2 separate regions of the Homo sapiens genome follow, and region 2 is linked to region 1. A link is a contact called in ENCODE Hi-C or POLR2A ChIA-PET data. All regions are on one chromosome and are shown on one strand. Each heading gives the region's core, a stretch centred on a gene start or an enhancer-like site at or near the end of the contact. The rest is flanking DNA. Distances are from core to core; before and after follow the strand shown. Region 1 holds the start of SCAI (suppressor of cancer cell invasion). Region 2 has its middle 34 kb from the start of WDR38.

Region 1 (3,094 bases), core at 39-2,538:
TTTTCAATTCCTACTACAATTTACCGTCAGTATTACTTCATAAATGGAAAGTCATTTTACCATTAAAGATGTAGGTAGGACCATCTCAGAAGAAAAGACAACTCTTTACACCAAATACATTTGGTTTTGTGAAAAACTAGTATCCTAATTTTTGCCGCTTATGGAGATCAATGAGAGATTTTCCCCACCCCAATGTTGACATGTACTACTCGACGCTGTCATATTATTGAGGCATAAAAGATGTTCTAATAAAATGGAAGTGACTTAAGAGAAAGTTTTATGCCTCCTCCCAACTCTGAACAGATGCTGAGAATATACCAAACAAGTTCACACAGGAGTAGAGATTTAGAGAGGCCTTCCCACCTTCAAGAATTTTATAATACGTTAATGAGCTGAGTCTTATTTTCAAGGATGGCTTTGTTAAAGCAGAAGAAGGGTAACTATGCTTATGAAAGGCAGTTTTGCATGCCTGTTTGTCAAAAAATACAGTACAATTTATTTTAAAATTGATTAATTGGTGTAGAACTTGCAATGGTCACACAATCAGGATGGTCAGCTTCCATTCAGGGATCAAATTTGTCCAGGCCTTTCAAAATGGAACACGTTGCTTTTAGTATGGCATTGGTTCTGTTTGTAGTGCTGATTTTTCTTTCATGGTAATTAAAAAAAAATCTTACTTTCTTAAAAGCCTGCACCCAAGCTAGTGAGCTTTTCTGCAGAGGATTGAGCATCCAAACCATGCTTTATTTTGGTGGATTCTTAGAGTTTTCTGGCTGGGTCCTTTTTGAGGGGTAGCTGTGAGCTGTGAGACAATTTCAGCAAGATGTAGGGACAAGGATCGCATTCGAGGTGGCTTAAAAGGAAACACGTTTGTGAGAGTTGCCTCACTGTCTCACCTGCTAGAAGAAATTGGGAGATTTCAGGGCTTGTTTTCGGTCCTGGCGTGGTGCAGAGGTGGAGGGGCGCCAGCAGGTGTGTGGTATGCAGGACGCAGAGCCAGGAGAACCTGGGGCAGGTGTCTGGAGCCGGGGGTGCAGTTCCTACTTTTAGACGCATGGTGGCGCTAGGGTCTCCTCCGGCCCTGCTAGCAATCTCTAAGGCACCTCCGCCGCCACCTGCAGTCTCAACCAAACCTCTGGGTGGGCAGCGCGGGATGTGACGGGCCGAGCGTCCAATCGACTGACAGATTTCCGTCCACACTACTGCTCTAGCCAATGGGAGCCGAGGAGAGGCGCGGAGGAGGCGGGCCCCGCGGCAAGCCTGGCAGAGGCGCGAGGCCCTCCTCCCGCCTCTCCGCCTACTCCAGCCTCCGCCGCCTCAGCTTCCCGAGCGAGCCCTGCGGCCGCCGGAGCAGCTCCCGCGGCGGAGCAGGAGCCGGATGGTCAGAGGAGCCCGGCAGCCCCAGCAGCCGCGGAGTCGCCTGGCCCCCAGGTGCGGGGGCTGGGTGGAGGCCGGGGTTGGGGATGGGGTGGGGGCCAGGGAGCGGGCCCAGGGGCAGCGGCTCGGGGCGGTGGAGCATTCGGGGCGCAGAGACCGGAGGGGCGGGGGGTGCAGGCTGGGGGGACCTTGGGGGCGCCTGCAGGCGGCGGCGCGGGCTGGGCGCGATCGCCTCCTCGAGGCCAGGTGAGAGGGGCGTGTGAGGGAAGGGGCGCCGAGGGGTGAGGCTGGCGGCGCGGGGCCGGGAGGGGCAAGGCGGGCGCGCCCCCGGAGGGGCCGTGGAATGCGGGGGTCGCCGGGCCCGGAGAGGCGGGGCGTGGAGGGGGCAGTGCACGGTCGGGAACGGGTGGGCACAGGAAAGGGGAGGCTAGGGGGGCTTGCGGGGGTGACGAGGCAGACAATGAGTAGGTGGAGGTGGGTGATTTTGGGGAGCTGGGCTGTGACGAGCAGGGGTCGAGGATGGGGTGAGGGACCAGGAAGGTTTGAGCTCAGGGGGAATTGGGGGAACGGTGAGTCCCAGGAATGCTAGGTCTTGGTAAATAGGGGAAACAGGGCATGAGGCGTTTGTAAGGTCAGATCTGGGCTTGGCGAGCCTGTGGTCCCAGAGGGTGGTCTATTTAGTTCTTGACTGGCACGGTAGCGCCGGGAGATGTTTTCTTGTATGTTACTTTTAGTTACCGTCTTATTTGTTTGGTCTGCAGACTGACTGGCACAGTGGAGAAACCGCCTCGAAAACGGAGAAGCAGGTAAGGCAGTGCCTTCCTATTTTGCTTCATGTTTTTCTTTTTGCTTGGCTGCACCTGTGCCGTACTGCATAATTGTATACTGTCAGTAGATGAAGTTTCTTATTTATCCCCCTTTTAAAAGAATATAACCACATGCATGATTTTTCTTTTGAGGACTTCAAATTACTACCTCTACAGTCGATTTTTTTTTTCTTGGTATCTAAGATAATGTGGGAAATCTTGAGAAATCCTACTTTTTTACTTTTTGATGTTGTGTAAGGATCTCAGCTATTTTTTTTTTTAACCTTAGCCATAATTTCATTTTCTCCAGCATCTCTGTTTAAAAAGCTCATCTTGGCTGGGGTGGCTCATGCCTTCAATCCCAGCTCTTTGGGAGGCTGAGGCAGGAGGATCATTTGAGCCTGGGAGTTCAAGACCAGTCTGGGCAACAGAGCAAGACTCCGTCTCTACAAAAAATTGAAAAACTAGCCGGTCCCATAAATATATACACCTACTATGTACCCACAAAAACAAAAAATTAAAAAAACAAAAACCAACTAGCTGAGCGGGTGTTGTGGACCTGTAGTCCCAGCTTCTCAAGAGGCTGAGGTGGGAGGATTGCTTGAGCCCAGGAAGTCAAGGCTGCAGTGATGCAGTGAGCCGTGATCATGCCACTGCACTCCAGTGTGGGGAACACAGCAAGACCCTGCCTCAAAAAATAAACTAATTTTATTGAGCATCTACTATGTGCCAAGTACTGTGTACGAATGCTCTATGTGTATCTTCTCCTGTAATCCTCAAAGAACCCTAAGAGAATATGTAGTGTCACTATTTTACAGAAGAGGGAACTGCGACACAGAGAGGCCAAATATTTACCCAAAATCATGCATCTAGTAAAAGATAAAACCAGGATTTGAATCCAGACAGTCTGA
Region 2 (3,251 bases), core at 630-3,129, 320 kb after region 1:
GCCAGGCTAGGGCCTGCTCTCTTGGTTTCTTCTTCTGCGGCAGCCAACCCAGAGGTTGCTTTCCTGGGTACAGCCTGGGATCCGATACACCTCTTCTTTCTCTGACTTGTGGTGCATGCATCAGCCCCCAGATTCGCCCTGCCATGCCGGGTCCACACCAGCTGCGGGGTGCTCCTTCCAAGTGCCAGGAGGGTGATGGGCAGGGGGCCTCTACCTGGAATGCATGGCACAATCTCCTGGGGAGCGTTTAAAACCCACCCAAAATGGGCCGGGCGCAGTGGCTCATGCCTGTAATCCCAGCACTTTGGGAGGCCGGGGTGGGTGGAACACCTGAAGTCAGGAATTCGAGACCAGCCTGGCCAACATGGTGAAATCCTGTCTCTACCAAAAATACAAAAATTAGGCTGGGCACGGTGGCTCATGCCTGTAACCCCAGCACTTTGGGAGGCCGAGGCTGGCAAATCATGAGGTCAGAAATTCGAGACCAGCCTGACCAACACGGTGAAATCCTCTCTACTAAAAATACAAAAATTAGCTGGGTGTGGTGGTGTGCACCTGTAATCACAGCTACTCAGGAGGCTGAGGGAGGAGAATCTCTTCAACCCAGGAGGCAGAGTTTACAGTGAGCCAAGATTTCGCCACTGCACTCCAGCGTGGGTAACAGAGTGAGACTCCGTCTCTAAATAAATAAATAAAACCCGCCCAAAACGGCTGGGCACCATGGCTCATGCCTGTAATTCCAGCACATTGGAGGCTAAAGCAGGAAGATGGCTTGAGGTCAGGAGTTTGAGACCAGCCTGGGCAACATAGTGAGACCTCATCTCTATAAAAAAATTTTAAAAACTTAGCTGGGAATGGTGGTGTGTGCCTGTTGCCCCAGCTACTTGGGAGGCTGAGGCTGGAGCATAGCCTGAGCATGGGAGGTAGAGGCTGCATTGTGCCATGATTGCACCACTGCACTCCAGCCTGGGCAACAGAGTGAGACCCTGTCTCGAAATAAATAAACAAATAAATAAAACTAAATAAAACCCTCCAAATTTTGGTCCTCGCTCCCACGGACTGGTATATGGTCCAGGGTGGCGTCTGAGCACCAGCATCTTTTGAAACTCTCCAGTGATTCTGACATGAGCCTATGTGGGCTGAGGTCGAGGACGATTGGTGCAGCTTTTTGAGAGGGTGGCACTGCAGCTCAGCCACTTCCAGCTGTGTGGGTGGCCTTAAACACTGTAGCAGCCTGTGCCTCAGTTTCCTCATTTGTGAAATGTGGGCAGCAACGGTACCAATTTTATGGGGCTACTGGGAGGATTCAATGAGATAGTGCCATAAAGAATCAGCACCACACCTGGCTTAGAGCAAAGGCTTGGACGATGTAGCTCCTGCAGATGGTTCCTACTCATTCCTTTCCCACACTGGCCACGGGGAGATTTGGAACCTTGAAGTCGCAGGAAAAAAGTCTAAAGAGCAGAGAGGGCCCTCTCGAGGACTGTACCACCTGAGGTGACCAGGGGAGGCTCCCTTGCCCTGATCCAAAGCTGGTTGGGAGGTGTGGGCCGCTCCGTGGCTCCTGTGCGGATTCCCATGGCTCCTGTGGCTCCGGGAGCAGCCCACACTCCTTAGCAAGGCACATGGAGGCCCCGGGCTCTCCACTCTTCCAGCAGTAAAGCTCAGCGAGAGGGTGTGGTTGAGTGTGGCTTCCCTGCTCCCAGCAGGCTCTCAAGGGCAGGGAAGGGACTTGCTGAACATGGTGCTTCTGAGCCTGGCACACGGAAGGTATGTGTCATGGTGCACAGCCCACAGCACATGACATGCAGACCTGCCAGGACAGAGAGCAGATGCTCTGAGCAGAGAACCACCTGGTCACAACCCTGACAGTGGCCACCACTTCCTGAACGCCCACCGTGCACTGAGCCTCAGGCTAAGAGCTTACTCACAATCGCCCGGTGACTGCTCTTTTTGGCATGTGATGTTGTCCGCCAGGATGATAAAGGTCAGAGATAAGCCTGTCCAGCCCCCGAGCCCACAGAGCTCTATGGCCTCAGCCTCTGTGGGCCACAGGCTTGCCTTGAACACTGGATCAGGGCACAGCCAGCCGTGTGCCTGCCATATCCAGTGCTGTGAGTGTTATTGCCACAGACAAGAGAAAGGCCACAGCTTTTTTTTGTAGTTGCAGACTGGGGTGGGGGTTTTTAGGCAGGTGTTTTTCTCTGAAGATGGGTTTTCTCATTTTCCTAGAACCGCAAGATGAAGAGAGTCGCCGTTAATATCCTGTCTGCTCTCCAGCCTCCATGATCTGAGATGGCATTCTAGAGATTTCTGTGTGGAACCTGACTTAACAAATATTGCTGCACAAATAAATGAAAGAAGTGTAGCTTGTGCAGCGGCCATGGCTTCAGAGCCAAGGGTGGCTGGCTCAGGAGTTCATGTAGGAACTTGCCCAAGGTTTCAACATACATCAGTTGGTTATCTGAGGACATACGTTGAGAATCTCCTGGGTGCTGACACAGTGGGGAACGAGGTCTGTTCTCACAGAGCTCACAGAGGGGAGATGGATGTGAAGCAGGTAAACTCATAAATTAATAGTAATTAGTGGCCAGGCATGGTGGCTCAAGCCTGTAATCCCAGCACTTTGGGAGGCCGAGGCAGGTGGATCACCTGAGGTCAGGAGTTCAAGACCAGCCTGGCCAACGTGGTGAAACCCCTTCTCTATTAAAAATACAAAAATTAGCCAGGCTTGGTGGTGGGTGCCTGTAATCCCGGCTATGTGGGAGGCTGAGGCAGGAGAATCTCTTGAACCCAGGAGGCGGAGGGTGCAGTGAGCTGAGACCGTGCCACTGTACTCCAGCATGGGGGACGGAACAAGACTCCGTTTTAAAAAAAAAAAAAGACAGAGTCTTGCTCTGTTTCCCAGGCTCAAGTGATCTTCCCACCTTAGCATCCTGAGTAGCTGGGACTATAGGTATGCACCACCATGCCTGGCTAATTTTTTAGTATTTTGCAGAGACAGGGTCTTACTGTGTTGCCCAGGCTGATCTAAAAATTCCTGGGCTTAAGTGATCCTCCCGCTTCAGGCCCCCAAAGTGCTGGGATTACCAGTGTGAGCCACCACGCTGGACCTCTGGCTGGGGTCTTAAGCCAGGAAAAATGGGGTAGTGGGGAGCAGATGGGACAGGCTGGTGAAGGGCTCAAGGAGCGATGTCATGATCCAGGTCACCCAAAGCCCAGCCATTTTGGCTTGCATGGGACTAGAGTCA

What was found. Hi-C counts contacts between places; a loop is a spot of excess contacts on that map. ChIA-PET counts read pairs that join two places held with the same protein, here RNA polymerase II (POLR2A). Pooled maps may share reads with other maps.
Region 2: a loop to region 1 is called in a pooled map, with 2.4 times the contacts of the local background. The contact joins the enhancer-like site here to the promoter of SCAI in region 1. A Hi-C loop is called at or near these places in 2 of 50 pooled maps. POLR2A ChIA-PET finds 5 or more read pairs at or near these places in 2 of 52 experiments (BJ and GM12878).

The regions. Positions count from the first base shown.
Region 1 is chr9:125,141,722-125,144,815 of GRCh38, reverse strand. It overlaps SCAI (suppressor of cancer cell invasion), which reads left to right and starts at 1,288. Exons shown (of 18, transcript NM_001144877.3): 1 at 1,288-1,431; 2 at 2,139-2,183. The coding sequence starts at 1,379. RefSeq lists a silencer at 1,170-1,669.
Region 2 is chr9:124,817,424-124,820,674 of GRCh38, reverse strand. No RefSeq gene overlaps it. Among named protein-coding and RNA genes, the nearest start is that of WDR38, 34 kb to the left of the region's middle. Within about 2 kb of position 1,879, at least 10 of the 41 ENCODE cell types and tissues checked have a DNase peak (open chromatin) inside an H3K27ac peak, as active enhancers do.